4 separate regions of the Homo sapiens genome follow, and all the other regions are linked to region 4. Evidence: chromatin loops called from intact Hi-C (ENCODE). Cell type or tissue: HCT116. All regions are shown on one strand. Links, peaks and the distances in the headings refer to the core of each region. The heading gives the core; the rest is flanking DNA.

Evidence for each region. Peaks named below come from ENCODE experiments on the same cell type or tissue, not always from the same donor. Only the 100,000 strongest peaks of a DNase experiment are listed, where the experiment ranks them.
Region 1: it touches region 4 in a loop (2.1-fold over the local background); 5 of 110 quality-filtered maps call a loop at or near these places.
Region 2: it touches region 4 in a loop (3-fold over the local background); 5 of 110 quality-filtered maps call a loop at or near these places.
Region 3: it touches region 4 in a loop (2.3-fold over the local background); 3 of 110 quality-filtered maps call a loop at or near these places.

Annotation. Positions count from the first base shown.
Region 1 is chr4:101,100,174-101,107,840 of GRCh38, forward strand. All of the region lies in intron 3 of PPP3CA (protein phosphatase 3 catalytic subunit alpha), which reads right to left. Among named protein-coding and RNA genes, the nearest start is that of MIR8066, 140 kb to the right of the region's middle. In HCT116, for the core only: no CTCF peak of the experiment used is centred there; a DNase peak (open chromatin) is centred at 4,669; H3K27ac peaks cover 5,000 bases.
Region 2 is chr4:100,904,600-100,912,266 of GRCh38, forward strand. No RefSeq gene overlaps it. Among named protein-coding and RNA genes, the nearest start is that of LINC01218, 28 kb to the left of the region's middle. In HCT116, for the core only: a CTCF peak has its summit at 3,018 (motif pointing right); DNase peaks (open chromatin) are centred at 3,084 and 3,241.
Region 3 is chr4:100,931,458-100,939,124 of GRCh38, forward strand. No RefSeq gene overlaps it. Among named protein-coding and RNA genes, the nearest start is that of LINC01218, 55 kb to the left of the region's middle. In HCT116, for the core only: a CTCF peak has its summit at 3,828; a DNase peak (open chromatin) is centred at 3,814.
Region 4 is chr4:101,152,119-101,159,785 of GRCh38, forward strand. The region is part of intron 2 of PPP3CA (protein phosphatase 3 catalytic subunit alpha); the gene reads right to left. Among named protein-coding and RNA genes, the nearest start is that of MIR8066, 85 kb to the right of the region's middle. RefSeq lists an enhancer at 3,135-3,636. In HCT116, for the core only: no CTCF peak of the experiment used is centred there; DNase peaks (open chromatin) are centred at 3,413 and 3,935; H3K4me3 peaks cover 2,286 bases; H3K27ac peaks cover 5,000 bases.

The sequences.
Region 1 (7,667 bases), core at 1,579-6,578, 52 kb before region 4:
GATTTATATACCAAAGACACTGACAGAAAAGACAAGATGTTGGGAGAGAAGAAGGCAGGGAGCTAGAGATGGGGAAAAGTAATAGAAAATACAGACGCAGTTCAAGTTAGGCTGAGCTTGTCAATGCTTTGCCTCCTCATTTTGTTGTACATTATCTTTCCAATTTTTCCATTTCTGTTACCTGATTTTTAAAAATAATTAGCTTTACAAAGAGAAGTGACCTTATTTTACTTATTAATCATTAATCATATTGTACTAAAAGCTACAGGATACATTTGATATACCTTAAAATTCTCAACTTAGTTTCTTGGGCATTGCAGTCTGTAAAAATGATGGTCAATTATGCATTCACCAACTTGGGGATACATCTACATTTGACACAGCCTTCCTGGAATGAGCATTAAGTCAACTGGAATATTCAAGTATTAACATCAGTAATTTGTTATCGTCAACTGACATTTGTTAAGAATCCATAGGGAACAGAAAATCAGGCTTTGAAAAACAAGTATGCCCTTTTATCCTCGTAAAACCTGTATTCCCAAAGTGAAGCTAAGAAGATATAAAAACTACAAAAATATTGAGACAAGTCTAATTCTGGTTACTAAAATCTGAAATCAAAATCAATGAGATTTATACATTAATAATTGGCTTTCCAATACAGTAGATATCCTGGATAATATCTATAGGGAAAAGCTGCTGACAATTTATTTGTAGTACTACTTGTAAAGAGTAATCATCTCTCTTAGCTTATATGATAATTTATGAAATGAGTGAGAACTAATTATGTTTGACTATACAGCCCAAGTTTTGGAGAAAATACTAATTATCAGAACAAATGTTTATTATTTTGTTGTTCAAGCAAGATATTATCTCTAGGTAATTATGATTGAAATAAACAATAGGTTGACATTAAATTATATATGTTACTTTAAGTTTCTAATTACCACTTTCTGATTATAGTTATTAGCTAAAGTTCATGTGACTAATGATATTAATATGTCTGAAAAGTTGACCAAATGGCCTGTACAAGCGATCCTTAAAGCATCATGATCTGTTGATGTATGTAACGTTTCCTGTTACCTCAGTGAGTAGTCCGGTAGCTTAATGAGTCTCTGCTACAGATCGGGTTTTATAGCTGTACTTACATGTTTCAATAAAAAGAGTTTGTATTACTCAAGCTTGTCTCACATTTCAGGGAAGATATTCATAAACTATTATTAATGTCAATGGGAGGACTGTCCCCAATTTAAAATGTCTAAGGCTATACCTTAATCTGAAAGTAATATATGTATTTTTCCAAATTGGTCGTTAATTTAGGATGTCTAGTTTGGAATATGAATGGATATGAAAACTCCTTTAAAAATACATTTGCATGTTGAAATTGCTATTTTGAATATATTTCATTTATATGCTGGGGGAGAGAATACATGTTCTGAAGGCACTTAGGCTACTTTTTTAAAGTTTTTTTTTTCTTTAAGAGAGGTATAATATATCCAGTGAAACGTCCATAACTCAAATCACAGATTAATTAATTTTTACACAAATCCCATGAAACCACTACCCAGATCCAGTTACATTTCAGCATTCAGATGGCTCCTTTCAGCCTCCTCCTAGTCAATATTCTTTTGGAAATGTCATTATAATTCTGACTTCTTTAGATTAGTTTTGCCTGTAACAATTTGTTTTAAGGCAAAGTTCTACCTCTCCAATTAAAATCTAAACTGGAACTTTGTAACCCCACTCAAATACCACTAGAGGAATCACATTCTAGGACCCACATTTTCTTTTTTTGCTATCTGTTAAAGACCTTTTTCTGACATTAGCATGTGGCTTTATCCCGTCCAGTCTTAATTACCATAGTTCTTTCATAACTGAAACCTCAAAGCGGGATATATAAATGCACGATGCTAAATATTTCTATCCTATATATTTACACCTTTTAAATGATGCAACATACATGTAATATCCCTGATTATTTAATGGATGTAAAGTACCTAGTATATGACAGGAGTTGAGGAAATATTAGTTCCTTTTCTGTAAATGAAGAAGGAAAGAAAGGAGGGAGGGAGGCAGAGAAAGGAAGGAAGGAAGGAAGGGAGGGAGGAAGGGAGGGAGAGAGGGAGGGGAGAGAAGCAGGGAGACAGAATGAGAAATAGAAGGCAGAGAGAGAGAGACAGAGAGAGAGAGAGAATATAACTCAATTTCTAAATTCTTGGCTCAAAATACCCTAAAAATAAGTCTTCTTTTCACATTTTATTTCCTTCTTCCCTGTAACAAGAATAAAATATCTTCCCAAACATTGACTAAAACCACAAAGGCAGCCAATATGGAAGAAGTGGCATGGTAAATGAAAGGGCAAGGGTGGACTGGAGGTGGAGCCCTGCCAGCATTCTCCCTCAACATCTGGTGGGAGAGAGCTGCCAAGTACAACACTGTCTTGCCGGCAACTATTTTACCATCTAAAGCTCTAACATTCTGAAGAACTGAAGATCTTCAGCAAATCATAACCTGATAGTTTTTTAAAAAAGGGAAGTCTCTTGTAAAAAAAAATCACAATCAATGAAAGCAGTGAAATACAATTAGTTAATTGTTTATTTTTGTCTATGTGGTATCAGATGGCTAACTTGAATCAAATTTTCAGTGAATTAATTGGTTAAGGTAGAAACAAAGGGCTGTGTTACACTGGCCTTTTCTGCATGGTGAGATGTAAATGAGGTGCGCTAATCACTTCAACTGGACCGCTATTGTCTTTCTATTCTGACTCTTAATTAAACAAATATTTACACTTTAAGGTTAGTTTAGGTTACTCAATATGAAAGATGGAGCATCCTCTATTTTTAAAATTAATTTTTGCCACAGACATAGCTTTCTCCTGTTTAATTTTCTCCTATCTTCCCCAATGAAGCAGCACTAAGAATATAATTTTCTTCGTTAATTGGTTCACTGATAATAATAGTGCAATAATTTACTTTGTAATTTATGCTTTTAATGATAAGTAGTCTTGAAAATTGCATAGAGAAGTAAAGAAGGATGTAAAAGAGGAAGCAAGGAAGTAAAAAAGAAAATGGACAGCTTTAGGTACATATTAATCAGCTCTTTAAAGTAACTACTCGTACTGTGAAACATTCCAATCAAAAGTGCTGCCTCTCGATCATCAAACTAAGTAAAGGATTTGCATCAGTTGGGAAAAGATCCAAACTCCTGAAATATCAAATGTAGCTCCTCTAAGACATCACTTGCCTGGTCTGACAAGCATGTAGACAGGCAGCAGTGGAAGAGCAATGCACTATATAGACGACTGGCTACAGGGAGACAGCCAGGCAATTTCTTCTTCATGTCTGTGGCATTACTCTGTCACCTAACATCTCTTGTTGTGCCACTTGCTTGTTATTCTCAGGCAGAAGCATGGAACATTGTCTGGTTTGCTGTGGTTCATTCTGGTCTACGAATTCACAGCTAATAAACACAACACCTCTTCACACTTAAACTTGTTGAGGCCTGGAGTTGAGATCTGGATCTAAGTTGAGAAGCCAGCTCAAGGCAGTGTAGTGCAAAACGGCTAGAAAGGGAGTTTGAGGAAGTGAATAGAAGGAAACAGCTGTGCATGCCTCTGTTTGCAATTCTAAGTTTTTCCTTGTGTTCTCAGAGAAACACACTCAGCCACAGACCTATATATACACATATGCTTGATCAAAGAGATTAGGTACTGTAATGCAATCATCGGCAAGAGCAGTATTTGGTGTAAGACAAATTATTACTCAAAACAAAATTACCTCTTTCATCACTACTCAAAAGCTTGCTTGTCTTATTTGGGCTAACTTTGTGGGAAATGATTTCTAATTTTGGCAAAAGGAGAAGACTGGGGTGGGGGTAATGCATAAAATGAGCTCTGTGTACTGCCCAGAGCACATTACCTAGTGCTTATAAATATACCCAGCAGAGACTGTTTGAAATCTGAAATTATCCTTCAAAGCTGACTTGGTAAAAATTAAACTGAAGTGCTCCCCTTTGCCCAGAGGATAGCCAAAGGAGAATACCTGCAGTGGAGCCCTGAATTATTGAGATGAATTGAGATCCTTTTGAAGCCTGTTAGGATAATACACGCTGGAAAACTGAGCTCTTATTTTAGGATTTTTCTTAAAACAACAGTATCATACTCACAGAGAACATTTTATATCTAATGCTTTGATCTTCAGATTATATAGATAGGGAGAAGGCTGTGTGTACGTTTGTTCATGCATGGGTGAATATAATAGTGTGTACCAGTTTCTGCATTACTGATTTTTTTTTTTCGTGGTGCTTTGTGGTACATGTAATGAATATACTATGGCAAAGGCCTGGGGTTAGTGGAAGAACACAGGCTTTGAATCCCAGCACTGCCATTTACCACGTGTGACCCCCGAGCCTCAGTTACTGCACTCATAAAAGGAACGTATTTACATGTTCCTTGCAAAACTGTCAAGAATAAATGAGGTCATTCAAACTATTGAAACAACAGCATTTACAACATGCTAACAATGTCAGTTTCCTTAATCCACAATAAAAAATCCTTAAAGTATTTTCAGTAGGTACATTTTATATAAATGTCCATGCTATTTTACATACGATATCAATGAGCCATTCCAAAGCCTCTCAAAGGTCACAGTCTAATCAAAATGGAACATTTCACATATGAGTCATTTTGTCATTTTTGTATGTATGTGGCAAGTCCCTGGGTTGTAGTCTCAGACTCTTGAAGTTTAATTAAAGAGCTGTTTTTGAAGATGAGGACTCCAATACATGCATCTTAGAACTTTTAAATGCCCCATAATTCCTACACTTCATATGTCACCAACATCCAGTTTGATCCTTTGCTTGAATTTCAAAAGGAGCATACTAAACAAAACATAGCAAATTTCATAGTTCAAATATCTAGATTAATTGTAGACTTTAAAAAAATCTGCTGAGGAACAAATTAGTAAACTGCTTCTTGACGTCTTTTTTTCTTTTTTTTCCTTTTTTTTTTTTTCTTTAAGATGGAGTCTTGCTCTGTTGCTAGGCTGGAGTGCAGTGGCATGATCTCGGCTCACTGCAACCTCCGCCTCCTGGGTTCAAGCGATTCTCCTGCCTCAGCCTCCGGAGTAGCTGGGACTACAGGCGCATGCCACCATGCCCAGCTAACTTTTGTATTTTTAGTAAAGATGGAGTTTCACCATGTTGGCCAGGATGGTCTGGATCTCTTGACCTCGTGATCTGTTTGCCTCAGACTCCCAAAGTGCTGAGATTACAGGTTGAGCCACCACACCCAGCAACATCTTTACTTAAAAAAAAAAAAGAATTCTAAAATGCTCTAATTAGAAAAAGTTTAGAAAATTTCAGGTGGTTTGAGGACAGAGATTCAGAAGCCTGCACTCTTCAAGAAAAAAAACAAAAAACAAACAAAAAAAGGTAAATAAAGAACAATAAGATTAAAGAATATTATCCAAAGATGGAGTTGGTGGCACAAAGAAGGAAAAGTCCAACTATGCCAGCTGTTACTCAAGCCACACATGATGTAGTATCGTACTTTATTATAAAATTAATAAGCAAGTGTTGTGACCTTTGATTACCTTTAGAAAGATAGGAAGTTGTGAAAAGTCACAAATGTTATAATAAAAAAAAATTTCCAACGCAGCACAACATCATTTGACTGACAAAAATAATCACTCCAACATGATAGTCTTGGGATTTCCTCACTTAGAATGCAAGCTTCAAGGAAAGTAGGATGCCTATTTCATTCATCCTGAAAAACTTTATTAGGAGTGCTACAAATGTTAAATGAATAAGATGAATTTAAGAGTTACTAAAATAATTTTTAAAATATTCACTTAGATTCTACATAACCCAGGCCAGAATACAGGTTTGCACACTTTGTAATCTGAGCACTTTGGGAGGTCAGGGTGGGAGAATTGCTGGAGCTAAAGAGATGGAGACCAGCCTGGGCAACTTCGTAAGACCCTGTGTCTACTAAAAATAAAAATTAACTGGGCATGGTGGTGTGTGCCTGTAGTCCCAGCTACTTGGGAGGCTAAGGCGGGAGGATCACTTGAGACAGGCAGATTGAAGCTGCAGTGAGCTATGACTGTGCCACTGCAGAGAATGAAGCCACAGTGAGCTATGACTGTGCTACTGCATTGTAGCCTGGGTGACAGAGGGAGACCCTGTCTCATTTAAAAGAGAGAAAAGAAAGAAAGAAAGAAAGAAAGAAAGAAAGAAAGAAAGAAAGAAAGAAAGAAAGAAAGAAAGAAAGAAAGAAAGAAAGAGAAAAGAAAAGAAAAGAAAAGAAAAGAAAAGAAAAGAAAAGAAAAGAAAGAAAGAAAGAAAAAGAAAGAAAACATTCTATATAACCCTAATTCAAGGAGAAGAGCAGAAATCCTTGTCCTCCCATTGCTGTTTATTGCCTACCACAGTCTTCCTTAATCCTGGCCACATACGAAATCACCTATGGCCATATCAGCAAACTGTGGCTCAAGGGATACAAGTTGAAGGAATTGGGCCATTTCTGGGAAACATCCTTAAACAAGAAGATATACCCTTCTCTTTCTCCCTTTCCTCCTTGTTGAATATTATGTGGAGAAATGATGGTTGAAACTGATGTAGCCATCTTGGGTTACTAGTTTGTCTGTGGAATGAAGCCATGAAAATCAGAGCAAGAAAGCAGATGGAGCCTAGGCCCTGGCACCACGCTGTGCCACATCAGTCTTGGATTGCTGTCTGTGGGCTTTTACACACAGAAAAATATCTATCTTGTCCAAACCACCATTATGTAGGGGTTTTGTTTTGTTGTTGTTAATCCTGGCAGACACCAGTCCTAATGTGATATAAAGGTCTTACAAAATTAGTACTCAATTGCTTTTCCATCAGTTAAGCTGGTCAGGCTGGCCCCAAGAACAAAAAAACAAGGTTAGCAGAGTTCACTAATTTCTTCCTCTGTACTTTTGCTCACTTTAATTTCCTTCCTAGCTAAAACTTACTTGTTCTTTGATTCAGTCTTCCCAAAACATGTGTGCTCTCAATATTCTTTCACTTTTCTCTAATCCAATCACACTTACTATTTTGTATCTCCTTTATCACAAGGTTTTAATAATCCATTTAAATTACTGACCTCTGGATAATCACATATTCCAGGCTTCTGATTCTAAACAGATTTTTATGGTTCTGTTTTGCAACGTAGATTTAGGTTTCTAGAGAGCAAGAATGTATGTTACATTTCTTTAAATTCCTCACAGTCCTATTCATGGTGCATATACATTTTATATGCTTGACCATACTTGTTTATCAAATGGAGGAAATACCAAGAATTTAACTTCTCTTTTGGGATTTATATACCATCACCACTCCTTCTTCCCTCATCATCACCAGGAATAATTAAGAAATCTGTGATCTTTAAATGCAGACGGTATTATTATGTTGGCGGAAATACATATATGTCTACATAAACTTTTCTGTGTCTGCGTGTAGTCAGTGACTAAAGGTGAATTAAATAACCGAAAAATAAAACTGATATAATTGTATAAACAAAAGCTGTTTAAGGATGACATGCTTTTCAACCTTAAATATCCCTTTAGCAAATAAAACACTGAAATAAAAATTTTGAAATATAGAATGTTTTTCTATGATTATTATGAATATATGATGTTGGTGTGAGA
Region 2 (7,667 bases), core at 1,023-6,022, 250 kb before region 4:
CAGGAAAGAGAAAGAAATAAAGGGTATTCAAATCAGAAGAGAGGAAGTCAAATTGTCTCTGCAGATTTCATGATTGTATATATAGAAAACCCCATCATCTCTCAGCCCAAAATCTACTTCAGCCGATAAGCAACTTTAGCAAAGTCTCAGGATACAAAATCGATGTGCAAAAATCACAAACATTCCTATACACCAATAATAGACAGAGAGCCAAATCATGAGTGAACTTCCATTCACAATTGCTACAAAGAGAATAAAATACCTACGAATAAAACTTACAAGAAATGTGAAGGACCTCTTCAAGGAGAACTATAAACCACTGCTCAAGGAAATAAGAGAGGACACAAACAAATGGAAAAACATTCCATGCTCATGGATAGGAAGAATGAATATTGTGAAAATGGTCATACTGCCCAAAGTAATTTACAGATTCAATGCTATCCCCATCAAGCTACCATTGAATTTCTTCACAGAATTAGAAAAAACTACTTTAAATTTCATAGGGAACCAAAAAAGAGCCAGTATAGCCAAGACAATCCTAAGCAAAAAGAAAAAAGCTGGAGGCATCATGCTACCTGACTTCAAACTACACTAGGAGGCTACAGTAACCAAAACAGCATGGTACTGGTACCAAAACAGATACATACACCAGTGGAACAGAACAGAGGCCTCAGAAATAATGCCCCGCATCTACAACCATCTGATCTTTGACAAACCTAACAAAAATGAGCAATGGTGAAAGGATTCCCTATTTAATAAATGGTGTTGGGAAAACTGGCTACTCATATGCAGAAAACTGAAACTGGACCCCTTCCTTACACCTTATACAAAAATTAACTCAAGATGGAATAAAGACTTAAAATAAGACCTAAAACCATAAAATCCCTAGAAGAAAACCTAGGCAATACCATTCACGACAAAGGCCTGGGCAAAGACTTCATGACTAAAATACCAAAAGCAATGGCAACAAAAGCCAAAATTGACAAATGGGATCTAATTAAACTAAAGAGCTTCTGCACAGCAAAAGAAACTCTCATCGGAGGCAACCTACAGAATGGGAGAAAGTGTTTGCAATCTATCCATCTGACAAAGGGTTAATATCCAGAATCTACAAAGAACTTAAACAAATTTATAAGAAAAGAACAAATGACTCCATCAAAAAGTGAGCAAAGGATATTAACAGACACTTCTCAGAAGAAGACATTTATGAGGCCAACAAACATGAAAAAAAGCTCATCATCACTGGTTATTAGAGGAGTGCAAATTAAAACCACAATGAGATACCGTCTCCCACCAGTTAGAATGGCGATCATTAAAAAGTCAGGAAACAATGGATTCTGGAGAGGATGTGGAGAAATAGGAACACTTTTACACTATTGGTGGGAGTGTAAATTAGTTCAACCATGGTGGGAGACAGTGTGGCGATTCCTCAAGGATCTAGAACCAGAAATACCATTTGCCCCAGCAATCCCATTACTGGGTATATATCCAAAGGATTATAAATCATTCTACTATAAAGACACATAGACATGTATACTTATTGCAGCACTGTTTACAATAGCAAATACTTGGAATCAACCCAAATGCCCATCAATGATAGACTGGATAAAGAAAATGTGGCACATATACACCATGGAAAACTATGCAGCCATAAAAAGATGAGTTCATGTCCTTTGCAGAGATGTGGATGAAGCTGGAAGCCATCATTCTCAGCAAACTATCACAGAAACAGAAAACCAATCACTGCGTGTTCTCACTCATAAGTGGGAGTTGAACAATGAGAACACATGGACACAGGGAGGGGAACATCACACACCGGGGCCTGTTGGAGTGGGTGGACTAGGAGAGAGATACCATTAGGAGAAATACCTAACGTAGATGATGGGTTGCCGCAAACTATCATGGCATGTGTATACCTATGCAACAAACCTGCACGTTCTGCACATGTATCCAAGAACTTAAAGTATAATAAAATAAAATAAAAATTAAGAAAAAAAGAACTGATATAAAGCAAATTAAAATTTGGTGGACTAAGATTTAAAATCTAATACTAAGGAGCATAGATGCAATTTCATCCCAATTATAATGAGAAAAAAAAGAGTTGCAGAACTTCAAGACAACTTATATTTTTTTCTTTAAAAAAGAGAAGTGTTCCAACTTTGCTTTCCATCTGTAATTTAGAGAGACTGTTGATATAATACAGATATTTAAAACAACACATTTATTTTGTCATTTATAGGTAAAGGTAACATTTTTACAATAAATGAGAAAGTAATTGTTTTATGAAAGAAAACTGAGCAATGGAAAGAACATTGAAATTGAGTATTTGAAATCATTTTCCTCATTATTTCTTTTCCTGAAAATAGTGAGTATCACATAAAAACTCCTACACTCTTAAAAAACTATTAACAGAATCTTGTTTAAAAAATAATAAAAAAATGCAACACTTCTTCCATTCACTTGCAAGAACAACTGACTTACATCAAGGAGATAGAAATTTACTAGCAGTGTTTTAAAAATCAAAATCTTGCATAATCCATGAGTAGAAGCTATTGATTTAGTAAGCACAACCAGTGCAAACCACTTGCATTTGCGTTTATGCTTTTCTCTGCAGTAACATCTTCAGCTATGAAAGCCATTTGAAACATTATTGAAATAAACTAAATAAACTAAACAAAATAGTCACTTTTTGTATTCACAATGGGTTAAACCAGGACTTTTTTAATGGCGAAGAATATTCATTCACATCACTCTCAAAATATCGTCTTTTGGCACCAATAATGAAATATATTATCTTTAAATTAATGTTTATTCCATCTTTATTTTATGTTTAAAATTCATTCCTGTATGTTTTATGGCATATATGTTAGTATTTGTACATTACATATAAATATACATATATTATAGGTGAAAGCATAAACATTTTTACTGAGAAGTCTGAAATCCAAAAAGATTGGTGATAATGTTTTATTAGTCTTTCTACATTTTCTTTCTGGATGTTCATGTTTTTGACCAGCAGGTGTCAATATCTGGAAGTGTGGCTGCATTTTGCCTCCAGCCACACTTCCAGATATTGGGGACATCTTACCTCACTCAACAGGAAAAGCATTCCGCACTCTTCCACAAGTTAAAGAAAAGACAATGAATTGACTCTGTTCACTTGGCAAAGCAAAACAAAACAAAAACAGGGAGAGCCTGTTTGCTTGGTCAAAGATAGTGACCTGGCAGTGCATTTTTGCATTCATATTTATTAACTGGGTTTTAGGAACAACAGAAGTCTTATTGAACTGCAGGAGATTGCTGAGGGAAAGGGGACACCAGAACACCATATTTTAAGGCCACCTGATTACTAAGGTGGGCTTGTGGGAGTGGAATGAGTATGTGCTATGGAGCAAGAGATACTTGGTTTGCAATCCTATTGGTAGTGACCTTGTGCAAGTTAATTAATAGCTCACTGCCTCAGGCAACTAATCTATAAAATACACATTATGATGCCCAAAGCACAAGATGACTATAAGGGTTACGGAAAGTGGTACGAAGAAAGCATCTATCATTCTGAGGTAACTTACAGACTGAATTTAGGAAAATACAAGCACCCTTAAAATAAAGGCTAACAGGATGATTTGCTGTTTCCTGCTTTGGATCAAGGGTGAGAGTTCATTCCAGAATCCAGGGCATTCTCATGCTCTCTCTTGATCTCTCTGTCTCTCTTGCTGTCTCTTTCTTTCTCTCTTATATCTATGTCTCTGTCTACACACATATATAGCTTTTCTGAGATATAACTGACATGCAATAAATCACACATACTTAAAATGTACAATCTGATGACTTTTGAATTTATGTATATACTCATGAAACCAACACAATAAAATTAATAAATACATCTGTCACTCCCCCAAATTTTCTCATGCCTATTTGTAATACTTTCTTTTCCCAGCCCCTGCCTATCACCAGGGAATCATCTATTTGCTTTCTGTCACTATAAATGATTTTGCGTTTTCTAGAATTTTACGAAAATAGAATATATAATATGAAACTTTTTTGTCTGCCTTATTTTACTCAGCATAATTGTTTTGAGATTCATGCGTGCTATTGTTCATTCCTTTTCATTGCTGAGTAGTATTCCATTATATAGACATACCATGATGTGTCCACTGACCAATTGATACTTATTTGGATTGTTACCAGATGTGGGCTATTACCAATAAAGCTGTAATGAAAATTCTTGTACAAGTTTTTGTGTGGATATATTCTTTTGCTTTGATTGGAGTAAAATGGGCAGGAGTAAAATGACTAGGTCAGATGGTAGGTATGTATTTATCTGTTAAGAAATCACAAATTGTTTTCCAAAGCAGATGTATCATTTTATATTCCCACCATCAGTGTATGAGAGTTCCAGTTGCTCAATCTCTGCCCCGCAACACTTGAAATGATCAGATATTTGAATTTTAGACACTGTCACTTTAATTTGCATTTCTGTACTAACTTTTGGTGTTAGTACATCTTTTCCTATGTTTATTTTCCATGTGTATATCTTCTTGGGTGAAGGGTCTATTCAAATCTTTTATTACTTCTTTATCAAATTGTTTGATTTCTTATTGTAAGCATTAGTGTTCTTAATGCATTCTGTATGTAAGTCCTTTATCTTATATGTAATTTGCAAATATTTTCTTGCAGTATGTGACTTGTTTTTCAACAATGTCTTTCAAAGAGTCACAGTTCTTAATTTTGATGAAGTCCAACTGATTCACTCTTTTCTTTTAAGAATTATAATTTTGGCATAGTTTCTAAGAAATCTTTGCTAAATCCAAGGTCACAGATTTTTTTTCCTATGTTTTTCGCTAGACACTTGTTAGTTTTAGAATTTACACTTCAGTGTATGACCCACGTTGGGTTAATTATTATATATTATGTGAGATATGAACTGAAGAGTTTTTGTTGGGGGAAGGAGTATGGATATCCAATTTTTCTGGCATCATTTTTTTAAAACACTAATTTTCTTCATAGAAATTCTTCTGTACCTTGTTTGAAAGTCAACTGACCATATATGTGCAAGTGTATTCCTGAATTCTCTGTATTCTGTTCAAATAACCTATTTGTCTGTATTCACATGAATAGTATATTTTCTGGATTACTGTAGCATTATTAGTCTTGGGACTCAATATTACAAGTCCTCCAACTTTGTTATTCTTAAATTTGTTAGGCTATTCTAGTCTTTTGCATTTCCATATGAATTTTAGAATCGGCCTATAGAAGAACCTTTAAAGATATTGTTTTGATATTTTGATTATGATTGCATCAATTATATAGATTGCTTTGAGACTAGAATTGACATATTGACAATATTCAGTCTTGTGATACAGGGACACAACACATCTCTCCATTTATGTAAGAATACATTCATTTCTTTTACTAATGTTTTATAGCTTTTGCGTTATAGATCTTACACATCTTTTGTTACATGCATGACTATGTACTTTATATTTTAATGCTACTATATATGACAAGTTTTAAAATTCAAATTTCTGATTTTATTGCTAGCGTACAGAAGCACAGCTGACTTTTGAACATTTATCTTTTATCTTGCAGTGATAATAAACTAATTAGTTCTAGTACCTTTTTTAAAATTCCACAGGATTTTCTATATTGACAATCATGTAGTCTTTGGATAAAGATCATTTTGTATCTTTGTATCTAATATGAATGTCCTTTTGTTTTACATGCCTTAGTGACTAGATCCTCCAACACAACATTAAATATAAACAATGAGAGCAAACATCCTTAGAAGGAAACAGCACTTTTTTTTTCCTTAATTAGGACATTAGATGTAGGTTTTTCTTAAATGCTCCTTATCAAATTGAAGAATTTTCTTTCTATTCCTAACGTGATGAGATTTTGACTTTTATCTACTGCTTTTCCTACATCTGTTGGTGTGCTTGTGTGTGTGTGTATGTGTGTGTGTGTGTGTGTTAGTGAATGGTGAGCTACAAATATTAAACTAACCTTACATTTCTAGGATAAACCCAATTTGATTATAATGTATTATCTTTTTTATATATTGTTGGATTTGATTTGCTGACATTTTGTTAAGAATTTTTGCATCCTGTGAAATATATTATTCTTTACTTTTATTGAAATGCATTTTTCTCATGTTAGTATCAGGGTAAGACTGGCTTCCTAGAGTAAGTTGGGAAATATTTCTTCCCACTCAATTTTCTAAAAGAAAATTTGCATAATTAGTATTATTTCTTCCTTAAATGTTTGGCAGATTTCATCATTGAATGCATCTTTGGCTGGAGTTTTTAATGTGAAGTTTTTTAACTTATTTTTTGAATTGTCAAGTGGAGGTAGGGCTATTTGTATTACATATTTATTCTTCAGTAAGCCTTGATGGTTTGTGTCTTTCAAGAAATTTACCCATTGCATCCAAGTTGTAGAATATATATACATACATATATATATATATATAGTTCATTTGATTTCCTATTATCCACTGAATATCTGTAAAATCTGCAATGATGTCTCCTCTCTCATTTGTGATATTGGTGATATACGTATTCTTATTTTTTCCTGATTAGTCTGACTGAGGTTTATCTTTTTTTAAAGCTTCTCAAAACATCAGCTTTTGATTCCATTAATTTTCTCTCTTGTTTTACTATTTACTATTTTATTCATTTCAATCCTAATTATTATTATTTACTTTCTTCTGCCTACTTTGGGTTCCATTTGATTTTCTCTTACTATTTTCTTAAGATAGAAGGTTATTTAAGAACTTTATTTTTCACATAGACATTTTGTTCCATAAATTTTCGCTAAGTAATACTGCATTGCAAATATATTGACATGCCCTGTTTTTTTATTTTTTTCCTCCATTAAAATGCTCCGATTTCCTTTTTGATTTATTTTTTGACCCATAATTTACCTAAAATTGTTTTATTTAGTTTTCAGATATTTTGAGATTTTTCAGATATTTTTCTATTATCGATTTCATGTCAATTCCATTTTGGTCAGAGAACATACTTTGTATGACTTGAATCCTTTAGAGTTTATTGAGACTTATTTTACGCCCAAATATAATCTATCCTGGTAAATATTCCATGTACACTTGAAAAGAATGTGCATTTTGTTATTGTTGAGTAGAGTGTTCTATAAATGTCAACTAGGTCGAGTTGGTTGATAGTGTTATTCAAGTCTTCTATATCCTTACTGGTTTTCTGTCTACTTATTTTATCAATTATTGAGAAATGAATATAGAAATCTTTGATTATTGCCATGGATTTGTCTATTATTTCTATTTCAATTGTACCAGTTTTGCTTAATGGGTTTCAAAACTCTTTTGCTAGGTAGATAAACACTTAAGATTGTTAGGTCATCTTAACAAGTTGACACGTTAGTCATTATGAAATGAGCTTCTGTATCATTAATGATGTTATTTTCTCTGAAATATATTTTGTCTGATATTAATATACCTATACCAGTTTTCTTTTATAAGTGTTAACTTAGTATATATTTTACCATGCTTTCGCCTTTAAACTATTTGTGGTTTAAATATCGCATGTTCTCACTTATAAGTGGGAGCTGAATAATGAGAACACATGGACATATAGCAGGGAACAACACACACTGGGGCCTGTAATAGATTGGTGGGTGGGAGGAGGAATAGCATC
Region 3 (7,667 bases), core at 1,539-6,538, 220 kb before region 4:
TAATAAGGGTTTCTGAGAAATGAAGAAAGACTATTTACTAAACTAGAAAAGCCTCCTGAGTGTTTTGAAGGTCTACTTTTTAAAAATCCTTCAATATCTAGATAATAAGCTTATTTCTTAAAACAAGAAGTATTGGCCAGGTGCGGTGGCTCATGCCTGTAATCCCAGCAGTTTGGGAGGCCAAGGCGGGTGGATGGCATGAGGTCAGGAGATCGAGACCATCCTGGCCAACATGGTGAAACCTGTCTCTACTAAAAATACGAAAATTAGCTGGGCATGGTGGCACACGCCTGTAGTCCCAGCTACTCAGAAAGCTGAGGCAGGAGAACTGCTTGAACCCGGGAGGCGGAGATTGCAGTGAGCTGAGATTGCGCCACTGCACTCCAGCCTGGGCAACAGAGCAAAACTCCATCTCAGAAAACAAACAAACAAACAAACAAACAGACAAACTGTATTTCATAAAGAAATATGTCTTGGGGAAAAGCTGAAAGCATCCCCTTGAATGCCAGCACAAGACAAGGAGATTGCAGTGAGCCAAGATTGCGCCACTGCACTCCAGCCTGGCGACAGAGCAAGACTCTGTCTAAAAAAAAAAGAAAAAGAAAAAGAAAAAGAAAAAAGCAAGTATTATTCCTTACTTAAAAAAAAAATCAAGCTCAGGATAGGAACGGAAATGTTGCTGGTTAGCCTAAATACAGTAATCATTACATAAATGTTAAAGAAATGAGAAGTAAACATGTTAATTGTTAATTCACTTCATCTGTTTTATGTTATTCCACAGCCTTGTCTGTGTTATTTGCTTCTCTCCATGAAATGTACTGTCATCTCAATTCATGTTGAGGACAGATCTAATGTTCTAAAGTTGCATTTCACCTCAAGGCAAAGCAGGCAGGATTTTGGTGGGATCAAACATGCTGCAAGGGACCTGGAACAGGATTCAGCCTGTGAAGTAAGGCATATAAAGGGGCATGGGAGAGGAGTGAAGAAAGTCAATTCAGTTTAGGCACTCAGAAAAGCCCAGCACAACTAATACAATACAGCAGATGCTCAGAAAGAAAATTTTAAAAAGTAGCTCCAATAAGTCAAATGTCAAATCTGAAAATATAGCAAATTCAGGAGCAAGTAACATTCTAGAAGCAGAGAGGCAGCATCAGGAAGCCTGTCAGCAGATGGAAAGTTTCTTCCAGTGGGGGATGCACTATCTAAATAAGGCAAAGCAAAATTAAAGCATGACCCAAATCACAGGTACCAGGCAGGCTACTGATACTCAAGCACATGGACAGAAACAAGGATCCACCTTCAACAATGAGAGTATAAAGGAAGCATTGAAGATATAGAATAAGGCAGCTATAAAAACTAGAGTAGAAGGCACTGGAACTGAACATACAACAGAAAGATTATACTGCCTTTAAGGAACCTGTCAGACAACAGAAACTACTAGCTAATAAGATAAAGTTCTTTAACCTCTCCAAGCCTGTGTTTCTTTGTCTACAGCACGAGAAAAATTATTCTTTCCTCATGCTACTTCTAAGATATATTGTTAAGTAACAAAGAAATCACATATAAACACACACACACACACACAGTCACACACAGGATCTTAAAGGAATCACATCCCACAATTATGAATGGTAACAATGAGGAAAAGAGTAGGAGGGGAACTTTCAGTTTCATTATAAACAATTCTGTTTGTTTAAATATTTCACAGTGTGCATGCATTAATATATTACTTTTCAGAGAAAATAATTTTTTAAATATCGAAAGATAATCATGAGGTTTCAACAAAATACCATTTGTTTCTAAAGTGTGTAACTCAGGGACATAGTTAGACTCGACAAATGATGGTGTTGTCATTTGTCACTGTTGTTGCTGTTGTTAGAGAAGGAAAGGCAAACATCCACAGAATTCATAAGAACACAGCAAAAGGAAACTAAAAGCACAGTTAGAAACATAAACAAGGTATAATTAAACACAAGTGTTGAGACGACTTTGAAGTGACTGACAAGCAGGATGGAGTACACCTGGGAAGGTTCCATGATGATGAAGCAGATTAAACAAAATCCTGAGGATGGGAAGAGATGCAGTTAGTTAGCAAGGCTTGGCATGAGAATTATAAAAATGGATTGGAAGAGCTAGAGATCTAATGATGCCAACATATCTAAGTCTATTTTCAGTTTCAGATCATCAGAGCTTTTCTCTTTTGTGATCAAAAGATCAAGCAGGCAATGAGAGATCATCCACAGGCCCTCCGGGAGAAAGGCGCAAGGAAGGGAGAGAAATGTGGTTGTATTTGCAGAGATTGGTCAGCTAGCTTTTTCCTGTGTCAGCATAATGAAATTCTCAGGCAATCTGTGCCTCAGGAATACACATTCTGTCAAGGAATCTACACAGGAAGCATTCACTGTCTCGTGCTGGGTATGTTTCTCAATGCACTGAGCTTTCTCTTGGCCAACAGCAGCATAGTCATTGCGAACTCATTCCAGCAGACTGCCCAGCACTCTTTGTAGCCATACTTTAACTTTGTCTACTTCAATATAGAAACTCCCATCAAGTGCTCCTGTATGCCTAGGGATAGAGATGAGAAGAAAGGTAGCAAATACCTGTGGGAGTAGGGCTTCTGCACACTCAGTCTCAGGTTATGCAAATTAAAACTATCATCACAACCTTGTGAAGCAAGAAAACATCAATATCAGAATATTCGACTGAGGCTGGGCAGAGACATGCTGCAGAGGAACTCCATGGGAAGGGCATTTGTATGGACCAAGCAGTGATCTACAGAGAAACCGAAGGCATGAAAGGGAGTCCAAATAGGACTTGGTGGAGAATAGAAGGTAATTTAGGATTTGCTGTAATAGTTCAGTAGTTCTATAACATTACATCCTAATCAGCAGATGTCAGTTCAGAACTTCTCCAATCAGCTCTCTTAAGCCTAAAGCTAAGGAACAAATCACGAGCCCTGCAATAGTCTTCTCGGGCTGCCATAACAAAATACCATAGACTGGACGGCTTAAACAACAGACATTTACTTTCTTACTTTTCCGGAAGTTGAAAGTCCAAGATCAAGGTGATGGCAAGATGGGATTCATCCTGAAGCCTCTTTTCTTGGCTTGTAAGCAGCTGCCATCTCACTGGGTGCTCTCTGGCCTTTCCTTAGTGTGTGTGTACAGAGAGAGAAAGCTCTCTGCTGTCTCTTCTTATAAAACACTAATCCTGTCAGAGCAGAGCCTCACCTTTATGCATTTAACCTCAAATCGCTTCTTTAGTTGTAGAGTTGGAGGTCCTATCTCCAAATATGCCATACTAGGGGTTAGGGCTTCATTCAATATATGAATTTTGTGGGGACACAAACATTTCCATTCATAACAGTCCTTTAACTAGAATGAGCTGTCTCAAGAACTTGTAAGTAATATTTGAGAATGCCTACAAGAAACTTAGAACTATTAGTATAATATGCAATATTTTAAATAATAAAATGATAAGGCTTTAACCAATAGAAAATCATGGAAGAGAAAACAGACCATCCAGGTTGGCCCATTTTCTCTACAAAAAAAGAATTGGCAAGGTAGAGATTGGATAATAGTTCCTATGAAACAAAGGCAGCAGGAGTGTCAAGTCTTGGAAGTAAGAACTTTGAGGGAAAAAATCCAGAGAAGTGAAGTCAATAAGCTGAGAGAAGGCTGTGTAATGCATAATATTATTCCATCCCATACTCCTACACACAAGATCATAAGTCTGCTTGGATTTCTTATGAAGCACAGTGAAGAGGCTAAGCTGGCAACTGTTTACAACCTGGGTGATATTACCCACACAGCAGCTAGAGGGCATTTGGAAATGTGTGGCAATGTTTTCGATTGTCATGATAACTCCAGAGCACCATTTACATGCTTTATGTCCACAATGCAAGGGACAGTCCCATAGATTGAAGAAGGTTCATCCAAACACCAATAGATTTAGTCACCTTTACCTAAGTCTCTGAGAGTATGTAAGGCCCTAGGTTGCAATATTTTGCTATGTATTTATTTTTTCATTCATCATTTGATCATACATACACTTAACATTTATTAAACTTCTACTAAGAATAGAAAAGCAGAGATGAGCCAACATGAGTAAGACATGGAATCTGCCCTCAAACAATTCATAATCTGTAGAGGCAGGTATATGCATAACTAAATACAATACTTTATGATATATTTGGTAGTAGTTGTATAAGTAGAGCAATAAGCCAGTAATTAATTCAAACCAGGAGAGTAGAGAGGGGAGAGCATCAGAGAAAATATATTTGAGCTGAGATGGAAAGGATAATTAGAATACCGTCAAGTTACAACTTTAGAAGTAAAGGAGAAAGCCATTCCAGTAGAAGGAACAATGAGAAGCAAGGCACAGAAGTGTGAGAGTATATGACATCTGTGTGTTACATAACATTGGATACAAAAAATAATTAGTAGTTGAGTCGGGCACAGTGGCTCACACCTGTAATCTCAGCACTTTGGAAGCCTGAGGCAGGTGGATCACCATAGGTCAGGAGTCCGAGACCAGCCTGGCCAAGATGGCAAAATTCTGTCTCTACTAAAAATACAAAAATTACCTCGGCGTGGTGGCACATGTCCAGCTACTAGGGAGGCTGAGGCAGGAGAATCTCTTGAACCTGGGAGGTGGAGGTTGCAGTGAGCCGAGATCATGCCACTGCACTCCAGCCTGGGAGACAGAGCGAGACTCCGTCTCAAAAAAAAAAAAAAAAAAAAATGGTAGTTGAAATTGGAAAGGCAGGTTGAGACCAGATTTTGAAATAGTTGCAAGCCATTCCAAGAAGCTTGGATTTCAGTCTGTGCAAAATGGAGACCTATCAAAGGATTTGATGAAGGGATTTGACATAGCTATGAATTTAAGGGAAGGGAATAAAAGACTTGTTGAGAAGCATTGCACTAGTGCACAGGACAGAAGATGAAAACATTGGTAAAGGATAAAGAGAAGAAACAAATAGGTATTTCAGAGGTAGAAATAACATATTCCCTGTACTTTGGGAAAGTTCATTAAAAAATGGTTGTGGTGGGTTTTCTAGGTTTCTGTGACAACAGTTAAAAGTAAAATTTGGTGATTCAAACATCTCCAATATTGGCGTTACTCTTGAATATGTATAAGTCTAAGTGGGATAAAACAACAGAAGGCAATTTATTTTGACAGAAACTCCATGGTCATGCATTTATTATGAATAAGCTCATGTTTATGTTGTTAGCTTCGAATTCACCCATTTCCCTGAGGGACTACTTGGGTCAAATCAGCTGCTGTGTTCCTAAAATACCAATGAATGTTGTTGATAAAGTGTCTCTCAAAGTAAGGAGTTTCCACCACAGGGTGTTTCTCTCCCAATCTGGCTGTCAGCTGAATTATTATGTTTTTCTCCAACCTTCAGGACATAGCCCATCTGTTCAATAATGCTTTCGCCTGAACAATATGGATGGAATGAATGACAAGGGGAAAAGCCAGCAATATGCTGCAATTGCTGTTTTAATCTTTACAGTGCTTAAGTATGTGGGTCTCATGTTCCTTCCAATCTTAACTCATAGAGTAGAATATCAATCTTTGCCAGAAAGAAAATGGCCTTGCATTTCCTTCTTTCAGTGAGTCACTATTTACTTGAAGATTTGGAAAAGGTAATTAGATGGGGCTCTAGCGTTGGCTCTGTTTTACTAACTTCCAAGAATGCTGACCAGATTCTTAAAATATACTCAGTTCATTAGAGATCCCCTTTGGGGATCAGCTAATTCAGCATGTCGCTTCTAGGCAAGAGATTTCCAGGCTGGTTGGATTATGGCTTCTGGCAACCAGTACTGTTGGCAGCAGTAAGGTTTGTTCCCCTGTTTCTGTTTTGATTCCCTGTTGTTTCTGAATTTTGGGGAAGGAAGTTAGTGGGAGTCAAGCATACTTGGTATTTTATTATACAATTTCCATATAATCTTACTCTGTGTAGTTATTTAACTAATACTCATGAAGGAAGAAAATAAACATGTAAGACACAAATCAACTGCAGCTATGTAGGTACATTTAGTGTCTGAACTGACAGCACAGTGGTTCAAACTCAAAACTTTCCGTTAATTAAAAGGCACAATAATTATATTAATGTCTTATTGTGTGATTCTAGATTTCACACCTATGATTTTAGCTCTGTCTGAAAGTGTCTCTCTTACCCACCCAAGTAACTCACACAGATTAAACATCCAGAGCCCTGAAATACTTATCTAGTCCAGGGTTACAAGACAGTAAGTGATTTTTACAATTATTTATTGAGAACTTGCTATGTGCTAGACATTGTGTTAAGTGCTATAAATGTAGTAACTCATGTAATCCCTGCGCAGCTTGGTGAGAAAGCTATTATTATTACTGTTTTTCAAATGAGCTACAGATGCAAAGACTGGAGAAACATTTTTCCAAAGGAACAAAGCTAGTAGTTAGGATAACTGAGATTTGAACGCAGTCTCTCTTACTCCAGCATCTGTGCTCTTAAACACCAAGCAATATTTTGTTGTTGTTGTTCTTGTTGTTTAACAAACATAGGTACATACACATAGAAAGTCAAAAAACATTGTGTTAAATTTTTTTCAGTAGTAGCATTTTACATGGTTTTTGTGTTTTTAAAATTTTTTATTTGGAATAACTTTAAACTTGCAGAAAAGTTACCAAAAGATGACAGACTTATCACATATCCCTCTCTATGCTTTCCCTATCTTATATAACTTTAGTACAATTTCAAAACCAAAAAATTAATAATGGGGCATACTATTAGCTAAACTACAGACATTATTCATCTTTTACCAGTTTTTTTTACTAATTTGTGTTCACTTTCTTATTTTAGGATACAAAAGATTTTCTAGGATCTTATCATATTTTCCTTAACCCGGCCTTGGAATCAACCATTTCTCCAGAGACCTGAATAATCAGAAACCACAGGGAAATTAGGTATGATCATTGCTACTGGACTCTTGTTTCCTCTAGGCCGTCTCTGTGGACAGAGTTAGAAAATATGTGCATCAGGAAGAAGATGGCGGATAGAAGGCAGAAGTAGCTTGCAACTCCTGCTCAAATACACCGATCAATGTGTAGAGACTCACATCATGAACTTTTGCTCCAAGAACTACTGCAGGAACATGCCAGGAAAGCCGAGAATCCACAGACCCTTTGAAGGAGCTGATCACCCCTGCAGTCTCCCTGAGACACTGAAAAACTGAGTCTGCCTGCTTTCTCAATGGGGATGCTCATGATCTGGGGCAAGTTCTCAACCCTGGTCACTGGCTGCCTGGGAATAGACTCAGTGCTGTTCGGAGGGCACGGTGGGAGTGAGACCAGCCTTTTGGACTGCAGGCTGTGTGGAAGCAGGTGAGGCCTGTGACTGACAGCTTTCCCCCACTTCCCTGGGGACCTGTATGACTCAGCAGAGGCAGCTATAATTCCCCTGGGAATATAATTTCATTGGATTAGGAACCACAACCCCATCCCCCACAGCAGCTGCAGCAAGCCCCACCCAAGGAGAGTCTGAGCTCAGATATGCCTGTCTTTGCCCCCACCTGGTGAACTTTCTCTACCCCCTTAGCAGCCAAAGACAAAGGTCATAATCTCCTGGGAGTTCTAAGGCCCTGCCCACTGCCTGAAAAACCTGTATACTTAACCAGGTG
Region 4 (7,667 bases), core at 1,247-6,246:
AGTATTCTAAATTTCTTTCTAAATATCCACAATTTAGTATTAAAGATGTTTTTAATTTATTCTTCCAGTTAAAAAGCACTGACTGGATAGATTAATGATTAGATAGACATAAAAATGCACTTTTAATATTTGGAAAATCATATAGTACTTTGATCTAGGTTGAGATGTATTAACATAAATCCTTATGAAACTTGATAAGAAATAGGTAAGAGTAATTGAGAATAACTAGCAGAAGTGTTTGTAAGTAAAATAATACATCTATAATGCTTTTGGATATTTGAAAAAGATTTTTCTTTTTATGAGTTACCTCTAAAAGCTGTCAGTACACCCTGTCCAAATGATCACATTCTAATGTAGTAGGTGCTGAATAAAGACATTTTACTTTGTAAGATCATGTAATGTCATAGGCTACTAACAAAGTAAGAAAATTGGCAGTTGTAAGACCAGATTTTGGACAGAAAATAATATAAAATGCAATAACATAACTTGAGTAAATTTTACTAGAAACAGATTTCTCTATCATGCCATTAAGTCCTTGTACAACTCTTTCTCCTTATCAACCAATCAACCAGTCAATCTGCAAATATTTAAGATAACCTACCATGGGGCAAGCACAGTATGACACAATGAAGAAAGAGGCAGAGAAACAGTCCTTGCAAGAAATAAACATATATTCTAGAAAGATCACAGATAACATAGGCCACTGAATGTGTGATTAAAAGTAAATCTAAGTGTACTAGTCTCACTAAAAAAAAGAAAAGGAAAAAAAACGCGAAAGCATTAGATGGTATACTTCTGTCGATAAAGATTTCCCATAGGAGTGACATTTAATTTGAGACCCAAAGGGTGAGTAAGGTTTATCTGGGTCAAAGGGGAGCTTAACAAATTCCATTAAATGTTAGGTATCTAGTAAATCTAGAGTCTGGAGATTAAGGGGAAAGGACCAAGAGAAGGCTGGAGAAGAAAGCAGAAAGCAGAAAGCAGTCCTCTGAGCATTCGGGGTGAAGTGGTAGGACGGTAAAGTGTTTGGATTCTATCCAAAGGGCAAAGAGATGCTATTAAAGGGTTTTGTGTAGGGACAGTGGACTGACTTGTATGTGCAGAAACTCTGTGTGTGGGTCTGAATGAGGCAGGCATTATTTTAAAGAAAAGAATTCAGGCTTTTCTCAACATGGAACCTAAAGAAAGCATGACATTATACCAAATAAACATCCCTTAACAATAGAACTTGCTAAGTTCAACTATCAGCAAAAAATAAATTACTATGTTTATTTCATCTTTCTTAATAACATTCATTTCAACAGTACACATATAGTTCAAGATTTCTGAAGATACTATATACTACTGGCAAAGTAGAATTGTATAAACACTTGGTACATGGAATATAAAATTATTGTCATCACCTCACATTTGTTTGTTTAGCTGCTAAAAGATCTTTGAACAAAGAATCACGTCAACAAAGAGGGTGTCAAAATATCAACAAAAAGAGATCTTGTCAGAGCTTAATTAGGGCTTCCAATTAGAAAACCAAACTAAGAATCCTATTAGCACTCAAGTAGGTATTCTCCTTGCTTAGGAAAAAACAAACAGCTCCCACAGGTTATCTACCTAGCAAAAAGGAATTTTATGAAGACCTCTTCCTAGTGGGATTAAGTCAACAAAGACAAGCAGCATGAAAATCTCAGAACCACATTAAGAGAACCACTGTGTGCTCAGGCATACTTCCTGCAATGTTACCAAGTTACTATCACAGTTCATTTTTAATACAATACATTTGGTTGTACAGGATGTGGATTCTACAGAAAAAAAAAAGCACAATACATTTGGACATATGCATGGCCTTCTCTGCTGCTCTCTGGTAAAAGTTATTAAATAAAGCCCATGGCCACTTTTAAAAGAAAAAAATTTCCAAGTCAAAAGGAGTAAATATGCTACTTAACAATAGAACCAACTCAGTTTTTTATGAAGTACCACATTTGCTTGTATATGTCATCCTTATGAACACTGCTTGCCTGCCTTCTTGTTTTCAAGAAGAAAATAGTTCTATCCTCCACTCTAAATTACTTCTTGGCCAGAATGCTTCAAAAACTGTGAATGGTCCTGTTAGCTAATTAAAACAAGTTTACCACCATGAAATATTTGCTGTTCTCCCAAAAGTCAGGTATTCTACCAGTGAATAAAAAAGAGAAACATTTTCAAACCCAAAGTAACATATCAAGTAACAGAATTCTGACTAGTAAATTTATAAACAGTATCAAAATTTAAAATTAGTTCCAACAATTAAAGAGCACGTGATTTACTCTGTACAAGAATTTGGAAATGGTTCTTTTCCCAGATTGGTGGAAAGGGTGGGATAAAGAAAAAAATCTAAAGCTATGCTATGGGGCAATAAAAGTGTTCCAACACATCTAAAAATTACCTGGCCTTCCAGAAGTAATATTTAAATTCCAACATTTTGTCACAGAGATAATAGAGAGTCACTGGATTTTAGAAATTGCTGCTTAGACTCTACCCAGTGTAATCATTATGACTCTAATTATGATTGAGTTTCTTCACCTCAATAACAGGTTCTCCAACTACTCAAGTACTTCCATTTTATGAATTTCAAATATGCACTGAATTACATTTGTTCTGCCTGGCATGGAATTTAGCAAATGTAAATCTGCTTCAGAACACATTCACTCCCAGAATTTTTTTTTTTTTTTTTTTTTTTTTTGTGATGGAGTCTCACTCTGTCACCCAAGCTGGAGTGCAGTGGTGCAATCTCGGCTCACTGCAACCTCCACCTCCTGGGTTCAAGCGATTCTCCTACCTCAGCCTTCAGAGTAGCTGGGACTACAGGTGCCTGCCACCACACCCAGCTAATTTTTGTATTTTTAGTAGAGACGGGGTTTCACCATGTTGGCCAGGATGTTCTCAATTTCTTGACCTCATGATCTGCCCGCCTCGGCCTCCCAAAGTGCTGGGATTACGGGCGTGAGCCAACGCGCCCAGCCATATAAAAAATATTTTAAGATTTCACTGGACTTGGTATGTTAAAACATACAAACAAACAAAAAAACTACCTTAATCTCAAGGCAGAGGACAAAATCTCATTCTTTCCTTTTGACGTGTCCAGTAGCTAGCACAGTGCTTGACACCAGGTATATACTCAATAAATGGTTGAGGAATTGAATGCATAATAAAAGAGTAGATGAATGCATGAATTAATGAAAACAGATTCGCATTATGTAGAGCACCTTTATCAAACCCCTTTTCCCCTGAAGAGGTAAGGTAGGCATTCTTTCTGCATCTGAGGCCTTGGATTGGCTTCAAGAAAGATGAAAGTTCCTTCCTGCAAGTGCTGTTCATCCACCTTTCTTTCTCATGGGACAGAGGCAAGCACTCCAAGATCAGAAAGCAGTATGACTCAGAGGGTAGCTAGCCTTTAAACTGAATCTTTGTTAAGCCAGGAGAGACAGTTCCTTTCTCCTAGGAACAGATCCATTTGGCCCCAGGCTTCTGAGAAAAGGGATAATTATATGACTAACATAAGGAATTGTTAAGCTTAAAAGATTCCTTTTTGTTTTAAGTTCCCACTTTGGGAAGCACATAACTACTTCAGTGCACTAACTACATGCCTCATTACTACTTAAGGGTATATTAGATTAATTTTTATTTTAACTTGAAATAATTTTATTCTCAAAGCAGGAAATATCTTTTAACTCGAAATGTGTTGAAGTAAATGGTGAACGAGTATCAAATTCATCAGAAAATATCTACAATAATATGAATACGAATAACAAAGGCAGCAGCTAATATTCATTGAGCTCTTATCATGTGCTGTGTATTGTTTTTATCCTCACAACCACCCTACAAGGTAGACAGGGACCCTTACATGCATTTAGAGATACGGAAACTATGCCTATGGTCAAGAGCTAGTAAAAGTCAGAGTGGGGTTTCACACCCAGACAGTCTGATTCCTAGTACCTGCTCTATGATTCAATTATGCTTTTCATATGAAAACAGGAAATCTACTTTACTAAATCAAGAAGTACCAAAGGTAAGCAATTCAGGAATGACTTGAATAGTTCTTTTCAGTGAGTCAATCCCTCACTCTGTAACAGAGGGTGCTTCCACATCTCAACTCAGGGGGCCTTTACAACCACACCAGTCCCCATGTGAAGCCCAGAAGGCATAAAGAGAGACACAAGAGAGATTAAAGAAACAGAATAAGATTTGAAAGCTATTCTAAAACAAAAATCAGAATAAAGCACAGCAATAGAAAAAGGCATATTCCAGGCCAGGCAAAGTGGCTCCCGCCTGTAATCCCAGCACTTTGGGAGGCTGAGGCCGGCAGATCACCTGAAGTCGGGAGTTCGAGACCAGCCTGACCAACATGGAGAAACCCCGTCTCTACTAAAAATACAAAATTAGCTGGGTGTGGTGACACATGCTTGTAATCCCAGCTACTCGGGAGACTGAGGCAGGAGAATCGCTTGAACCCAGGAGGTGGAGGTTGTGATCGTGCCATTGCACTCCAGCCTGGGCAACAAGAGCGAAACTGTGTCTCAAAAAAAAAAGAAAGAAAGAAAGAAAGAGAAAGCCATACTCCAGGGACAAAGAACAAAGCAATTTGGCTAGATTTGAAAGGTTTATGAAGGAGAACAGGAGATAGGTATGGGCCAAACTGTGGGTGGCCTGAAACCAGTTTCATGAAGTCCTTTAAATCGATTTCTAAAACTGATGGTGAGTCACTACATGTTTTTAAACAGGAAATGAGGAGTGCAAAACGTTATTTTAGCAAAATTAATCTAGCAGAGTTTTAAAAATGAATTAGAAGAGAAAGAGACAAACTACAGACAAAATAGGCAGGAAATACCACGTTCCCTTAGCAATCACAGATTAACATTCATAATTTCAAGTTTTCCCAAGTGATCTCCAAATGTTCCCATTTCTAATTTTTCTAAGGCACAGAGTTATGAGGTCGGTTTGTGAAAGCAATTCACTAGCCAGCACTATGCTCCTGCTTCTCAGGGAAGTATGGTTTGTCTGTGGTTGTTTTTCCCCCTAGGCCAGGGTCCTATTCTCACTTAGTAAGTGATGAAAAATGTTTCTGTATGCAAAGTACCTCCAGGTAAACTGCAACTGCAGGTGTAGAAATAAACAATGAATTATTGGATAGTAATGACAGTAGTGATTTAATTGTGAAAGTTCCACACATTAATTCCTTGGTAATATCAAGATATTTTATACTTTCACCTTCCAGGCATTTGTGTCAAGAAGAAGACAATAGAAATAGGAAAAAGAGAAAGCTGACACAAAAGACATTGAAATGAAAAGTAGGACTTAGTGGCTGACTAGAGAAAGGGGACGAGGAAAAGAAGAAATGAAGACAGTCTCTAAAGTTTCAAGCCTGGGAGACAGGGAGGATGGCAGTGCCTTGAGTAGGCTAAAGAAATCCTAGAGGTAACCTAGTACAAGGAAAATGAGACTGGTGTCTGTGTGCGCTGAATCAAAGTTCTTAAAGGCTGATGATGCAAGTGAACTCCTGTCTGGCAGAAGAGAATTGACTTAGATAATTTTGATGTTCTTTGAAACCCATCAAGAGAATGTAAAGTTTGTTCAATGCTTTTTTTCTTCTGCTCTTTTAAAGCTGCAAGACTGAGGTACTCTAATTCCCTGATTTTTTAAAATCAGAATTGTACGGTTCTGCCTTTTATTTCAGAAAATGCTTTATGAATCATCCTAAACGGTTCCTTAGGAGGCAAAAAAAAAAAAAAAAAAAAAAACCTCTCAGTCTTCATGACCAGTTTCAAAATAGTTCTATTTTTAATTCATGTCTAAAAGCTACAAGTATTTAAACTTTAGTACATTTAAATAATGAAAATAATGATGTCATATTGATATACATCCTAATTAACACAGAGAAAGGCTACTGATAAAATAACTTTACTATGTTAATGTTTTGTCTTTGTTTTGCACGAGAAGCTTTCAGAAAGACAAATATTCTGTGAAATAATTAAAACTAGATTTATACCAAGAAGATGAAAAGAAAGAAGAAAAACCCACCAGAAACCCGAGAATTCAGAGAGAATTATTCACAATGACAAAGAGTCATCATCTCAGAGTCCCCTGGCCTGCTCCTGGTGCATCACCAGCCTCATCTGTATTCCCCACGGGAAGCAGCAGCAGCTCCAGGGAAGATCAGCAGCGAAGAAAGAATGTGTTATGCAAAAATAGTTATTTCAGACAGATCACAAATGGAAGCCTGGTGGGCAGAGAAAAGTTGAAGCAGTGTGCAACAAGAACATTTTAAAAGGCAGTACTTAAGAAGGGAGCAACTGTTTTTCCTTTTTAATTTTTTGTTGTTGAGGTTCAAATGAAGATGAGTTAAGGGGGCTCTCCTTTCAGTTTCCACGTTTAGGACTTTGGGCCTCGGTATCATATTATAATTAAATGTCAGATGAGAAATCATGAGAGTAGTTAAAACTAGGTGCCACACGGCAGGTCTAGGTTTTTGGGGCCTCAGTGACCTCAACTGTGGCCTCTACTGTGATTGCCTATCACTGGTGCCCATAAATAATATCTGAATGAGTCAGTCAATTGTTGTTTGGTATCTGGTTATTCAATACCCAAATTAGTGAATCCTATGAATAAGTTGCAGTTTACCAAACATAGTAAAAGCTTTGTTATTCAAATATTTGATGCAATGGCAAATAATAGTTAAAGCATTTTAATCAGCTAAAAGTTAATTCATATCTCAGTAACATTTATTAAGTACTTTTAACCAATATCATCCATTTTATTTAATCTTCACAGTAGTGACGATACTCCATTTTATGAATGAAGATAACTAAGGCTCAAAAATTATTAAGAAACTTAAACCAAGATAATAGTAGTTGACTTAGCTTCCTCTGGGGGTTTGGCTAATTTAATCCTCACAGTTCCCTAAGAAAGGTACTATTATTACCTCCATTATGCAGACGAGGAAACTGAGGCTCAGCGAGTTTTAGGTAAGTGGCCAAAATTCTTAAGGTAGCAAGTTATACAGTCAGCCAAGATGTGAACCAATCCTGGCAGTCTGGCCGCAGGGCCCAAGAAGAGCTCGTTAGGTGGTAGAAAGTTGGAACTGGAAAAGAAGTAGATTCTAAAAAAACAGTGATTCAGAGGCCAGTGCTATTCCTGCAGGCCACGCTGCTCTAACTAGGTACTCACCAGTTTTTTCCCTCTATCTCTTATCTCCTTACCCCATACCTGCCCACTGACCCACCTCCCCAGCCCCTCATTCCCTACCCCAGGATAAGAACAGTGCCAGCCTCTGATTTAATCTGGGTTTACATTATCTAAGGGGAAGAGACCAGGGATTTTACAGTAACCCAACACTTCCACCCAAAAGAAACAGGTTTAGACTGTGACAGATTTTTTACCAGAAGTTTTGTCACTTGAGTGAACTAGACTGGCCTTCTTTCTGGTGTCAAAAGAAAGACAGCTTTATTAATGGTTAATAATGATCTAAATGAACAGCTGTATTTTTATTAAGTAAAACTGATTCAGAAATCCTCATAATGCCCCTAGTCTTAAAATTATTCCCATCCTATGTGCTATATTGTCACTACTTTAAAAATTCACAGAATATAGTCTTATAACAGGATTGCAAAATACCAGAAATAAATCTTTCAAAAATA